Regions from separate parts of the Mus musculus genome. Here region 2 is linked to region 1. A link is a loop called in an ENCODE intact Hi-C map of the cell type or tissue named here. Cell type or tissue: heart. All regions are shown on one strand.

The links. Peaks named below come from ENCODE experiments on the same cell type or tissue, not always from the same donor. Only the 100,000 strongest peaks of a DNase experiment are listed, where the experiment ranks them.
Region 2: a loop joins it to region 1, with 2.7 times the contacts of the local background. A loop is called at or near these places in 9 of 42 quality-filtered maps.

What each region holds. Positions count from the first base shown.
Region 1 is chr4:45,854,986-45,857,485 of GRCm38, forward strand. The region is part of intron 1 of Stra6l (STRA6-like); the gene reads left to right. Among named protein-coding and RNA genes, the nearest start is that of Stra6l, 7.3 kb to the left of the region's middle. In heart, a CTCF peak has its summit at 989; no DNase peak of the experiment used is centred here; H3K27me3 peaks cover 690 bases.
Region 2 is chr4:45,787,927-45,790,426 of GRCm38, forward strand. No RefSeq gene overlaps it. Among named protein-coding and RNA genes, the nearest start is that of Aldh1b1, 9.8 kb to the right of the region's middle. In heart, no CTCF peak of the experiment used is centred here; DNase peaks (open chromatin) are centred at 1,505 and 1,815; H3K27ac peaks cover 2,351 bases; H3K27me3 peaks cover 332 bases.

The DNA.
Region 1 (2,500 bases):
CAATTCCCAGCACCCCACATGGTGGCTTGTAACCATCCTTCAACTTCAGTTCTGGGGACCTGACCCTCCTCTGGCCTCTGCTGGCATCAGGCAGGCACACATACAGGCAGGCAAAGCACCAATCTACATTAAATACATACATACATACATACATACACACACACACACACACACACACACACACACACACACACACACACACACACCAGGTCACTTGCCAATTTTGAATTCTAAGTATTTTTGAAATCCCTCTTTTTTTCCAATAGCAGCTTAGTTACCAATCTTTAGATGCCACTCACTAGTCCTGTAGCCTCTCTTTTTATATTGACTTCATTTTCTTTCTCTTCCTGGTCATTGTTCAAGTGATTTTTTTTTTTTCTTTCATGTAGCTTTTTACTGTGGTGGCTTGTGTTCAGCCATCCCCTGCTGGTGTTCTGCCACTGGATCGTGACCACGCTCAGCTAGGAGTTCATTTCTACTCCTAAACTGCAGAGGGAGGAGACAAGAGTCTACATTCCCACACCGCGGGAGACACAGCCACACAGTTTTATTTCTCTCTGTCCTCCGTTTGGATTTTGTTTGGGGCTTAAGTTATTGCCGGCTCAGACATCCTATTCTATAAAGTTCAGACAACCAATTTCAAGGTACTTACCTGGCGATGGAGCACGATGGCACATTCTTCTATTCCTGTTGCTTTTAAACCCTTCTTCATGGGTTCCTTTTTATTACCTGAGAATTTTTATAGTGAAAAATTTTATTACCTGAGCGTGTTTGTAATGGAAAATAATTTTCAGTTCTTGTGTTTATACATATGCATTGACTACATTATTAAATGAAATATTACACGCGAAAGCATTTGGTATTTATATATTTAAAATAAATATTTACATATTCAAATCCCCAGAGCTGAGGGATAGCAGTGTGTTCTGCCAATCCCTTGGCAGTCCTCTTCCTCTGATTTTTTTTCCTTGGAGAGCTCGCCCCCTAGCGTTCACTCATGAGAGGACCGGTGTTCCCTCCACACCCTTGGGAGCGAGGTTCATTGAGGTTCCTGGCTTTCTCGGGGCAGTTTTTCCTTCAGTGTCCTGTGTTTTAAATGGGTGCTCATGTGGAGAATTCCATGACCCTGTGCCGTGAGCCTGGCTGTAACTGATGCCAAGGGCTGGTTTTCAGTGGGGAGAGGAGGAGGAGAGCGTTCTGCCAGCTGGGGCCCTTCAGTGGCTGACCCCAAGTGCTACATCTGGTCTGGCCATTGCCCTTCTCTCTGTGACCCATGCATCATACTCCTGGAGAGGCAAATAGATGGTAAGGGCTGGGAGTGTGTGTGTGCGCGTGCGCACACGCGTGCGCGCGTACACGTTATTGTGACCATGTGGAAGTCAGAGGACGACTTGCAGGAGTTCCTTCTCTTCTTTCACCATATGGACCCTGGGGTTTGAACTCAGGTTGTTAGGCTTGGTGGCAAGCCCCTTTCCCAGCTGAATATCTCAATGGCCCTGCTCTTGCTCCCTGAGTGGGTGTGAAGCTTGTTCCATGAGGTCCTGTTGTCTACTCTACGGTCCTGCTGATCTTTTCTCTTTGATCTTGTCTCAGCTCTCTGACAATTCCCTTTTGCTTTCAAGTATGGCTTCTTCCCTTCCCTTTCTTTCTTTCTTTCTTTCTTTCTTTCTTTCTTTCTTTCTTTCTTTCTTCCTATCTTCCTTCCTTCCTTCCTTCTTTCCTTCCTTCCTTCCTTTCTTTCCTACATGTAAGGTTTTGTATGGGATGGAAAGACTGATGTTTTGTTGTTTTGTTTTAAAATTTATTTCATTTTATGTATGTGAGTGCACTATAGCTGTCTTTAGACACACCAGAAGAAGGCATCAGATCCCATTACAGATGGTTGTGAGCCACTATGTGGCTGCTGTGAATTGAACTCAGGAACTCTGGAAGAGAAGTCAGTGTTCTTAACTGCTGAGCCATCTCTCCAGTCCACTCTTTTTTTTTTTTTTTTTTTTGGTTTCTTTGAGACAGGGTTTCTCTGTGTAGCCCTGGCTGTCCTGGAACTCACTCTCTAGACCAGGCTGGCCTCGAACTCAGAAATCTGCCTGCCTCTGCCTCCCAAGTGCTGGGATTAAAGGTGTGTACCACCACTGCCTAGCCCACTCTTACATTCTTAAGAGCCAAATCCTGTCTTACCTTTTCTGGACATTTCAGATCTGTGATGAGACACAAGCACAGGCTGCTAGGAGTTTAAAGAGTTCCAGGGGATAGATGTGAGTGTTTCTGCTCTCCACTGAGACCTCTGAGCGAACAGGGGTCACTGCTTGTGAGATGGATGCTGAGGAGATGGCTGGCTGGGTGTGCTGGAGTCAAGAATGCAAGAGCTGAAGTCAGAGAAGTGATGGAGTGGTGGTGGCCATGGTGGTGCCATGGAGTTAGTGTAGCAGGAACAAGGTGTGATGGAGCCTAGGAAAGAGGGGGTCCCTTGTTAGGGAAAATGTCCCTGTGTTTCTGACTT
Region 2 (2,500 bases), 67 kb before region 1:
CCCCACCCTTGAGTGGTGGTCAGTCTTGTCAACTTGATGGGACTTAAAATCACCTTGGAAGCAAAATCTCTGGGCATGCCTGTGAGAGGCTTTCTAGATTAGGTTAACTGAGATGGGAAGATTCACCCTAAATGCCGGTGTGAACCAGAGAGAGAGAGTGGACTGAGGATCATCTGCCTCCGCCTCTGCTTCCCCGACTTGCAGCTACAATGTGACCACTCTTCTCAAGCTCCAGTGGCTACACTTGTTTCCCTGATGTATCACCACGCCCACCCCCATCACGCTGTGAAGCAGAAGACACCATTCCTTCCTGAAGTTGCTTTTGTTGGGGTATTTTGTCACAGCAGCAGGAAAAGTCGCTAATTCACTGGGCCTCAGACTCTACATCTCCACCGTGGTAGGGTCGGGCCAGAAGATCTCACGGCCCCTTGTTCCTGGATCCACTTCTGAATCTACAAGGCTATGGGGTCTGTCATCATGAGACTCCTTTAGGGACAGTGTCTCTCCTGGTGAACCCACCTATCCCGGGAGCCTGGCAGTGGGATTTGATGAGGTGACACTCAGCACTAGGTCAGCGGTCTCCATAGCTTTCCTGGCACTTCTAAAGTGTGGCGGGCAGTACCGAGCGCCTGAGGTACAACTCAGGAACTATCTCCTCTGTGGTCTTCAGTGTCCTTGGCTAGCTGAAGCTGGTAACCCTGGTCCTCACAGCAGAGTAGAAAGATCTTTGGCAACACTTCCTCTGTGTCTACAGAAATGGAAGTCCCAGTGTTTGGGCTACCGCGAATAAAGACCACTAAAGTGGTCAGCCTTCCTTATGGCTATATGGAGACTGTAATGAAGTTCTGGCTGATGAGCACTAAGTAAGAGTGTCTGGGCCATACTTAGTGGTGAGGTCTCCTTTTGCTGGCTTCCCACCCCTCCTGCATCCTGTCTCGGGGGAGGTGAGTATAGCAGCTGTTCTGGATCGTGAAGACAGTGCCCGTGACTAAGGACAACAGCACAGGAAGCAGAAGAGGGGACATATGTTTTCTAATCACTCATCTGTGGCTTCTGCCACTTATGCCTGCTTTGGACTTATTTCAATAAATCATTCCCGTCTGAAGTGAGCCGTGGCTACCGGGCTCTCTGATACTTAGAGATGACCCCAACCCTCAACTCCTACCAGTGTGACCCCAAGCCCCTCAGTTCGACATATCAGACCTTTCATGATCTCCTTTTTACTATCCCAGCCTAGGCACTCTCTCTTCCAAGCCTCTAAGCTCCCTCCTCCCTCTGGCCCTCTGGGTAGCTCTGTCTTCTCCCCCATTGAATTTTCCAGACTCAGTTGCAGCCTCCCTTCCTACAGAAAGCCTTCTCCCTGACTGTGCCAGGTTCCGTTTTAGTGGTTTTGGTCTCACTTCCCAGTTCTCTGCTCTCTTGGCACCACTGGGCTTTCTCACCCAGGGAAAGAAACCTGCTGATTTCCATGTCTGTCTGCCTCCTAATCTGTGAGCCACCTGAGGACGGGCTCCATCTCCGCACAGCCAAGGCCTGGCTTGGGGCCCAGCGTAGACACGAGAGCAGTCGTAGGCGCTTTGGGAAGGAAGGTACAGGGATGGCAGATGCTTGCTAATTTGGAAGCTGCTGGGTCTGGTAGGGGATGGACTGAAGAGACAGTCTTTGAACCAGAAGGAGCTAGTTGGATGCAATGGAGGGGAAGGACGTTCTGAGCTGCCACTTGCGGCTTTCGCTGTCACCTCCACTTCAGCTCTGCTGGATCCAAAAAGCCCTGGGAATGTCATTAGAGATAGAGCAGCCTTTCAGGCCAGCTCAATCAGCAGATGTGTGAAGAGAGATACGCTGGATCCCTGCCAACACTTTGTACTTCAACCATGGCCCTAACAGCCCTGATAACAGGATGGGAAAGTCAACCGACTGGGTTTCACAAACAGCAGATGTACAGGGTTCAAGGTGTCTGACCTCAGGGCTCAGCCTGCAATGAACATTTGTTAACAGCTTCATTTTGCTGGGCCCCGGGGCCTCTGGTGGCCCTTTGTCCCTTGTTTTCACAGTGATAGAGAAACTGGAGAGAGAGGCTGCTTGTGGGGACCAGGGCCCATGCTCTGACATCCAGCTGCCCACCCTTTATACCACCTCTGTCTATTCAGCCATTGCTACTCAATATCTTATTTTGGATTTAAATAATGACTGGACACTCCCACCCCCAAGCACAACCATAGACTCATAAAAGTAACAGATCTGTTGTGATTATAAAAAGATAAAGAGGTCTAAGAGTATGTTCTATGGGGGTGTGGTAAGGTGTGGGGGAAGGGGGTGCCTCAGCGGGCCCATGCCGAGGCATCCCTTCCCACTGAGGGACCAGTCACCAGATGGTAGAGTATAGAATAGAGTTTATTTAGGGCATGGGGAGGGGAGTTGAGAGGGTAGTAGAGGCAGAGAGGGAGAGAGAGTAGAGAAGTAGAGGCTGGCCATGACCATGTGGAGAAAGGGGGAAGAG